2 separate regions of the Homo sapiens genome follow, and region 2 is linked to region 1. Evidence: chromatin contacts called from ENCODE Hi-C or POLR2A ChIA-PET data. All regions are on one chromosome and are shown on one strand. Each heading gives the region's core, a stretch centred on a gene start or an enhancer-like site at or near the end of the contact. The rest is flanking DNA. Distances are from core to core; before and after follow the strand shown. Region 1 holds the start of C1D (C1D nuclear receptor corepressor). Region 2 holds the start of CNRIP1 (cannabinoid receptor interacting protein 1).

Evidence for each region. A loop is a pair of places that touch in the nucleus more often than their neighbours do. ChIA-PET counts read pairs that join two places held with the same protein, here RNA polymerase II (POLR2A). Pooled maps may share reads with other maps.
Region 2: a loop to region 1 is called in a pooled map, with 2.5 times the contacts of the local background. The contact joins the promoter of CNRIP1 here to the promoter of C1D in region 1. A Hi-C loop is called at or near these places in 2 of 50 pooled maps. POLR2A ChIA-PET finds 5 or more read pairs at or near these places in 3 of 52 experiments (MCF 10A, OCI-LY7 and SK-N-SH).

Annotation. Positions count from the first base shown.
Region 1 is chr2:68,061,334-68,065,776 of GRCh38, reverse strand. C1D (C1D nuclear receptor corepressor) reads left to right here and starts at 2,773. Exons shown (of 5, transcript NM_173177.3): 1 at 2,773-2,819. RefSeq lists enhancers at 2,422-2,922, 2,675-3,084, 2,006-3,205.
Region 2 is chr2:68,317,622-68,322,217 of GRCh38, reverse strand. It overlaps CNRIP1 (cannabinoid receptor interacting protein 1), which reads left to right and starts at 2,269. Exons shown (of 3, transcript NM_015463.3): 1 at 2,269-2,996. The coding sequence starts at 2,818.

The DNA of each region.
Region 1 (4,443 bases), core at 1,524-4,023:
GCTGGTACCAGTTGTTCCTTTCCATCTTTAGTGCTTCCTTCAGGAGTTCTTGTAAGGCAGGCCTGGTGGTGACAAAATCTCTCAGTATATTTGTCTGTAAAGGATTTTATTTCTCCTTCACTTATGAAGCTTAGTTTGGCTGGATATGATATTCTGGGTTGAAAATTCTTTTCTTTAAGAATGTTGAATATTGGCCCCCACTCTCTTCTGGCTTGTAGAGTTTCTGCCGAGAGATCAGCTGTTACTATGATGGGCTTCCCTTTGTGGGTAACCTGACCTTTCTGGCTGCCCTTAACATTTTTTCCTTCATTTCAACTTTGGTGAATCTGACAATTATGTGTCTTGGAGTTGCTCTTCTCGACGAGTATCTTTGTGGTGTTCTCTGTATTTCCTGAATTTGCATGTTGGCCAGCTTCACTAGGTTGGGGAAGTTCTCCTGGATGATATCCTGAAGAGTGTTTTCCAACTTGGTTCCATTCTCCCAGTCACTTTCAGGTACACAATTCAGATGCAGATTTGGTCTTTTCACAAAGTCTCATATTTCTTGGAGGCTTTGTTCATTTCTTTTTACTCTTTTTTCTCTAAACTTCTCTTCTTGCTTCATTTCATTCATTTGATCTTCAATCACTGATACTCTTTCTTCCACTTGATCAAATCGGCTACTGAAGCTTGTGCATGCGTCACGTTCTTCTCGTGCCACGATTTTCAGTTCCATCAGTCATTTAAGGACTTCTCTACACTGTTTATTCTAGTTAGCCATTCGTCTAATCTTTTTTCAAGGTTTTTAGCTTCTTTGCAATGGGTTCAAACATCCTCCTTTAGCTCGGAGAAGTTTGTTATTACCAGTCGTCTGAAGCTTTCTTCTCTCAATTTGTCAAAGTCATTCTCTGTCCAGGTTTGTTCCATTGCTGGTGAGGAGCTGCATTCCTTTGGAGGAGAAGAGGCGCTCTGATTTTTAGAATTTTCGGCTTTTCTGCTCTGATTTATCCCCATCTTTGTGGTTTTATCTACCTTTGGTCTTTGATGATGGTGACGTACAGATGGGTTTTTGGTGTGGATGTCTTTTCTTTTTGTTAGTTTTCCTTCTAACAGTCAGGACCCTCAGCTGCAGGTCTGTTGGAGTTTGCTGAAGGTCCACTCTAGACCCTGTTTGCCTGGGTGTCACCATCGGAGGCTGCAGAACAGCAAATATTGCAGAATGGCAAATATTGCTGCCTGATCCTTCCTCTGGAAGCTTCATCTCAGAGGGGCACCCAGCTGTATGAGGTGTCAGTTGGCCCCTGCTGGGAGGTGTCTCCCAGTTAGGCTACTCGGGGGTCAGGGACCCACTTGAGGAGACAGTCTGTCCGTTCTCAGATCTCAAACTCCGTGCTGGGAGAAGCACTACTCTCTTCAAAGCTGTCAGACGGACATTTAAGTCTGCAGAACTTTCTGCTGCCTTTTGTTCAGCTATGCCTTGCCCCCAGAGGTGGGGTCTACAGAGGCAGGCAGGCCTCCTTGAGCTGCGATGGGCTCCACCCAGTTCAAGCTTCCTGGCCACTTTGTTTATCTACTTAAGCCTCAGCAATGGCAGACGCCCCTCCCCCAGCCTCGCTGCTGCCTTGCAGTTTGATCTCAGACTGCTGTGGTAGCAGTGAGCCAGGCTCCGTGGGCGTGGGACCCTCTGAGCCAGTCACGGGATATAATCTTCTGGTGTGCCGTTTGCTAAGACCGTTGGAAAAGCACAGTATTAGGATGGGAGTGTCCCAATTTTCCAGGTACCGTCTATCATGGCTTCCCTTTGCTAAGAAAGGGAATTCCCTGATCCCTTGTGCTTCCCGGGTGAGGTCATGCCTCGCCCTGCTCTGTGGGCTGCACCCAGTGTCTGAGAAGCCCCAGTGAGATGAACCCGGTACCTCAGTTGGAAATGCAGAAATCACCCATCTTCTGCGTTGCTCATGCTGGGAGCTGTAGACTGGAGCTGTTCCTATTCGGCCACTTTGGAACCTCCCCCAAAACTTTAAATATTACATACATGGTGCTTGTTCAAAATGCTTTTACATGCATTTAATATACGGACAACTGTTTCATGCATAACTTTTTATCAAATTACAGCCGTGGAATGACAAGTTACAAATGTTAAGACAATGCTCAATCGCTTATACTACACTTTCAATGAACAGTATGTACAGTTTCTGTTAATGCCTTTATTTTCTATTATGTTTGTTCTGATTGCATACATTGAAATGCAATTTTACATTTATTTGAAACTAATAAAAAATTTGGGCTTGTATTTTGCACATATTTTCCCCATTTTTCTACTAATTCATTTTTACTGTATTTTATAGAAGTACCTTTTACTGACAGATTGGAAAAATAAAGAACCCATTCTTCCCCACGGATAATCTAATAAAGAACCTGTTCTTCCCCACGGATAATCTGGGAAGCTGCTCTAAGAGGCTCATCTAGAGGCAGACAATAAAAGGGTAGAAAGAATGAGGGCCCTGAAAAAAGCTTCTGGGAAAGTAAAAACCCGAACAAAGTTTCGATAACTAAGATTTTTTTCCTGGTTAAATACACTCAACCTGTATTTGGGGTGAGTGTTAGCCGGGTACAAAGGTAGACAAAAGTTCCGAGTGCCGCCGCAATCGTCTCCCACAACATGGGTCTGAGCTACTCAAAATGAGATTTGCCTTTGGAGAAGAGTTAAGGAGCAGGGGGCGTGGCGAGCAGCGTGAGATCATCGGGAAGCGCCGCTCGTGGCGGGGGCAGAGCCGGCGCGTCATTGTCGTCATCGTTGCCCGACCGCTTTCCGGGAGACTGGAGTCGAAGGCCGTGAGGTATTTTTCTAAGGTGTAGTTTCAGTTTTTCTCCTGCTCCTGTTTAACTCCGCTTTTCCTCTCCTGGGATTCCCCTGTCATCCTCTGGGCAGACTGAGAAAATCGGAGTTTGGCTGCGTAGCCTTCCAGGAATGCAGTCTCTCACAGCTCTTCGTTGGGGCAGCATTGTTGGCAGGTCCCCCACTTCCGCTTGTTTTGGGGCTGCTTGCAGGCTTTGGCTTACCCCGGCCCCTCATTTCTCTCTTTTGCTCCGGTCTCTCTCTTTTTCTTCGTTTGTTAACCACCCCCTTCTCAAATCTTGGAAGACGAAGAAATTAAAAACAAAAATCAAAAAACATTGAAGTCTTCACAATTTTCAGCTGTTTTCAATCTTGCTTAGGGAGAGAGGCTAAAGTGGAACGTCTAGGGGAGTAACTTTACTGTGTTAGCTCCGTTTATCATTCACATTCACAGACTGCCTGCTGCTGCAGTATTAGCTCATCTGAGATAGTGGGCTAATTTCGACCTTTAGCTGAAATCTGTAGTGGGTAATCCAAGAGAGCAGTTTTTCTTGATGACCCGGATAAGTTCAGTGTAACTCAAACTTGTTTCAAAATAGCTTTAATGTCCTCAATGTTTGCTGACTACAGTTCAGTTTTGGCTTGATAAAGATGTATTTGTCGCAATGAGATGTTTGCTATCCACTTATTAACCTATTAGGACTGTCTGATGGTGGACTGAACCAAGACTTAACCGTGATTTTTTAAAAAATTAAATTTAAAAATTTTGTGGGTACATAGGTGTATATATTTATGGGGTACACGAGATGTTTTGATACAGGCATGCAATATGTAAGAATCACATGGAAAATGGGGTATCCATCCCTTCAGGCACTTATCCTTTGTGTTACAAACAATCCAGTTATACTTTTAGTTATTTAACTCTGTATTTTTGATTCAAAAACAACAGATTAGCCCTATTGAAGTACAGAGAAATGTTTGTGTTTGGTGGAAATGATAGAACTCATTGTTTTGTTGAAAGATAGTGACAAGTGTGAATAACGGTTTTTCAAAATAAAATTCTCAGTCAAAAGATACTACAGCTGCCTTCAGTTAGCTGTGTTGTATGTATCACAGTTCAAAAGTAATGTAATTTTTTTCTTAACTGCTTTTACCTTTTCAAATGGCTCTTCATATGTATTATCTCAGCTACTGTTTCCAAAGTTGACCCTTCAAGCATGGCTCTAAATAGTTCACATTGGATTAGAGTATTTGGTAATTTTCACTTTTAGTAAAATACTATCTAATGTATTGAGTGCTAACTGAGCCAGGCCCCGTTCTAATGGCTTTTATCTAGTTTATTTAATCTGTGCAACAACACTATATACTCTTATTTCAGAAATAAGATAATTGTAATAATCAACTTCCATATGTTTTGGAAGGTAATTTTGCTGCTTGATTGCTGTAATTTTGGAAATGCTTTGAATTAAACTTTGAATAGAAGTGAATTTAATTTAATGTAATTGTTCATCTCAATCTTGAGCAATATCCTCGTAATTTATATACTCTCCTATTAGACTTTGGGATAAATTTATTTTTAGATGTTAATATATTTTTTAGAAAAGGAAGAAGTCTATATTTACTCA
Region 2 (4,596 bases), core at 1,020-3,519, 260 kb before region 1:
GACTCCATATTCATATTCTTTGCACATATGTATCAGTGATGATAAATTTTCCAATTACTTTTACATTTATTAATTTCATTTTAAGACATTACATTGTATGGTCCTGAAAATGCTATTCCTAATGGATATTGCCCAGCATTAGTAACACCTCGTATTTGAAAAGTAATTTATTTTTTTCAAACAATTTCCATTTCCTCATTCAATTCTCACAATGTTGGGAAGGAGGTATTTTAATCCTCATTTTACAAAGATGAAACATAAAGATGTTAAGTTATTTGCATAACGAAACTAAAAAGTGGCAGAGTTAGGTTTTTTTTATTTTATTTATTTATGAGATGGCAGTCTTACTATTTTGTCCATACTGGCCTCAAACTCGTCGGCTTAAGTGATCTTCCCACCTTAGCCTCCCAAGTAGTGGGGACTGCAAGAGTGCACTACCTAGCCAGGCTAGAACCAGAGTTTTTGTTTTTGTTTTTGTGTGGGTTTTTTTTTTTTTTTTCAGATGGAGTCTCACTTTGTTGCCCAGACTGGAGTGCAGTGGCATGATCTCGGCTCACTATAAGCTCTGCCTCCCCAGCTCAAGCGATTCTCATGCCTCAGCCTCCCAAGTAGCTGGGACTACAGGCATGCGCCACCACGCCTGGCTAATTTTTTGTATTTTTAGTAGAGACAGGTTTTGCCATTTTGGCGAGGCTGGTCTTGAACTCCTGGCCTCAAATGATCTGCCCTCCTTGGTCTCCCAAAGTGCTGGGATTCCAGGCATGAGCCACCATGCCGGCCTTAGAACCAGGTTTTAAAATGGAGTCATCATCCTCCAGGTCCAATGCTCTTTTTGATACACAGGTGGAAGTTGGCTTGAGATTGTGGGGTTGCTAAACAAAAGGTTGAGGAAAAAAGGCAAAATTTCCAAAAAGGCTTTTAAATGACCCCAAAAAGATACTCACCCTCTTTCCACTACTCATAAACCATAATAACCAACATTAAGTTTACTGTGTAACTCTCTCATTCTTTTAAAAGAGCTAATACAAACATACACATTTATATTCTTTTTAAATTTTCATTTTTCTAAAACACTAGAGATGCTACTTGCAATTAGATTTCTTTTCATCATTCCAGGTAAATCGCAAGGATCTAATTAATTTTAAAGATGTGAAAGAATTTACATATGGACATGATTAAGACCACAACCGTAAGTCAATTCAACAACGATTTCTGGAGCACCTACTATGTGTCAGGCACTATTTTGGCATGCTGGGGAAACAGCAACAAACAAAACAGACAAAATGCTCGCCCTCAGGCTTTGTTTCCCAGCCATCCCACTTTTATCATTAACAGTTTTTGCCTGTGTGTTTGCCAATGCAACCTATATTTCATTATTTTGATAGTTGTGTAACGTTCTATAGTGTGGGTATATAAGAATTTATTCAGCCATTTATTTATTGGTTAACATTTCATTTAGGTTTTATTTTTATTTTTGCAACCAATGTTGCAATAAACACCCATATTACATATATATTATATGTATAGCTTATTATTTCTTAAAAAAGAGCAGTCTAACTTGGGTAAACAAAAACTGCCAAGGAAACGCATCCCTACCCATTTGTTCTCACTAGCCCACTTCATTTCCCAGGTGTGCTCCCTGGCTCTGGTACTATCCATCTGGGTGGTGCTGAAGCAGGTGCTCTCTCTGCTCCGGGAAGCCATTCCCAGTATAGTCCTCACCCCCTGAGTCTCCCCTCGCTTCCAAAAGTCAGCTGTCTACCGACCTCTGCCACGAAAACTGTCTAATCACGCTTAATATGCAAATCTAAACTCTGCGGTGTCGCATATGGCCCCCTGCCAATAATCCTTTGACCCATCCCACCTCTTGGCCATTTTGTCACCAGAATGCCTTAGGCTCATGTCAGTTGCCTTTTACAGGGTTAATAGCTCACCCTTCAAAATCTGTGTAAATATATGTGATTCATTACATATATTTATGTATGTGTCATTTTTGGGACGAGCATACGTATAATGGAAATGTACACCCACAAGAAGATGTAGCTCCTTGAATATGGTTATTTTCTTCCTCTTGCATCCATTCCTCATCCAGCGTGGCTCCATCACGTGGAATTGCGCCTTTCCTCGGCCATTTCCCCTAAGCTTTGGAAAGACTCATATTTCCTGAAATTTAAATCACCGGCTAGCGGTTTCCTGTCCCCCCTTCCCGCCTCCCTTTACCCCCCCTCAGCCTCCTCCCGCCTGGCTGGCGCCGGATCCGCGAGCAGCAGTGTCCACCTCACGTAGCTGGCCGAGGCGGTATCCAGATTCCGGGGGTCTCGCTCCTTGGCATAGTGGTCGCTTAACTCCAGCGCCTTCCCAGTGCCTCCCAAACCTCTCCTCCTCCTGCCCGGGGCTGTTCTAGGAGGAGCCTAAATGTCCGCTTCCCCAGCTGAAGGGGATTGTGGTGCGTAAACAGGATTAACTCCCTCGCCCCCAGCTGCGCGGATCTGCGCGGCGGCCTGCGGGCCAGAGCGAGCCTTCGGGTGCGTGGAGGGCGCAGCACTGGAGCGGGGGATGGGGAAGCGCGCGGCCTTGGAGCCGTCTCTTGGGCCCGCTTCCTCGCCGAGTGGGGAGGGGGGCCACAGCCTAAGGAGCTGCTCCTCAAAAGCCCGGGCGGACGGCGGCGACGGCGCGGGTTCCTAGCGGCAGCCTCAGCTCCACCACCTCCCTCACCCTCCCCGCGCTTCCTCTCCGCCCCTCGCGCTCCAGCCACTCGGCCGCAGCCGGCGCTGTCCTCCGCCCCCCGGAGCCGCCGCGCCAGACCCTCGCCCAGACATGGGGGACCTGCCGGGCCTCGTGCGCCTCTCCATCGCGCTGCGCATCCAGCCTAATGACGGCCCGGTCTTTTACAAGGTGGACGGGCAGCGCTTCGGCCAGAACCGCACCATCAAGCTGCTCACCGGCTCCTCCTACAAGGTTGAGGTGAAGATTAAACCCAGCACGCTGCAGGTCGAGTGAGTGCGGGGCGCCTGGTGGCAGCAGGGTCCCCCATGGGGTACAGGCAGAGGACTGAGGCCCCCAGGACAGCCCGAGCCTCTCAAGGGCCTCTGGCCTCGCGCCGCTCCCAGCGGGCCCGGGGGTTGGAGGAAGAGGTCACTCCCTGTCCGCCTTCGTCCCCTTCCTTCCCTTTGGCTTGTATTCCTCCATTCTCGCTTCCCTCCACCCATCGCAGTGACCTCAGTGGGTTCTTTAAAATCAGTGACAAGAAGCCAGGGTTTTTGCTTGTCTGTTTCTTATAAATTTCTCCTGCCTTCTGTCCAGCCTTGGGCGCGGAACCGCAGGCGGTCGGGGTGGAGCAGATGGGAGAGGTCCGCAGGGTTCAGCCACCGCAATCCCAGCCCTCCTGCGCGCGGTCCAGGCGGCCCACAGGGTCTGCCCGCAAGGCTGAAGGAGGGAGAAAGGAGGAATGAGGTGGAAAGGCAGGGGAGGGGTGATTACTGGGGCTCCCTGAGGGATGCTCCCCACTCCCTTCGCCATTCAGTGGCTGGGACCCTGGGGTGGAGCAGCAGACACTAGTAAGAGAGCGGCCGCCCCTTCTCTGGCCTAGTTTCACGGTTTTCCATGCCGTATGCTGTTCTTTTTCTCCTGAGTTTTCTGTTCAGGCTGGTGATGGTGCCTGGGATTAGCAACATCCCCACAGCAAGAGGATGTTTTTTGGTTTATCCATGGCAGGGACGATTTCTTGCCAGCGACCGCTGGATAATGCACCCAGTAGACCTCTGGCGGGAAAGTGTGTGGGAGCATGCAGTAGCCTACCCGGAAGAACTGCGGGTGGAGCCCCTTTACCTCTCGTTTCTACCTACCAAAGTCTAGTCTGCAGAGAGAAAATAAACCAGCATTTATTGTATCTACTACATATGGTGGGCATTATTGCGGGGGTGGAAGGACTTTGAATTCATCAGATACTACTTATAGCTTACGTTTTAATTCAGTAAACTTGTATTAGCCTTCCAAGGTGCAAGGACCTAGAACCAAATCTGGATGGTTTCTGGTACTCCTGATTCATCTATTTGTCAGCATCCCCCACAGCTCCATGCACCCTTTATTCTCACATTTCCCAGTGTTCTGTGCACCTGGATATAATCCAGGCTTTTCCTTTCCCTTCTTTCCTGCCAACCTTATCCCCGGAGTTATCTGTTAATATATTTCTTTTTTTTTTTTTTAGAGTATTCCTCTAGTGTTCAAACTAATCTAAAAGTTAATTTGTTAGGAATAAAACTATTTTTTCTGGTTACATTTTAATGCTATCAAGGATTTCTCAACTCTAATCCTGTGGTTCTCAAACCTGAGTATATATCAGAATCACCTGGAGTGCTTGTTAAAACACAGATGCTGGAGCTCTCCCTAGAAGTTCTAGTTTAGTCTATGGTAGGGCCTAAGAATTTGTTTTCTAAGGTCTGCAGGTGATGCTGATACTGCTGGTCCAGGGACTTGGCTTTGAGAACCATTATCCTAACACAAAAGAATGATGCCAGTGAGAATTTCTGATGGTGTAGAAGGCTTGAGGTACTCCAAATCATAGGACCCCTGATTGTTGGAACAGGAGAAAAAAAA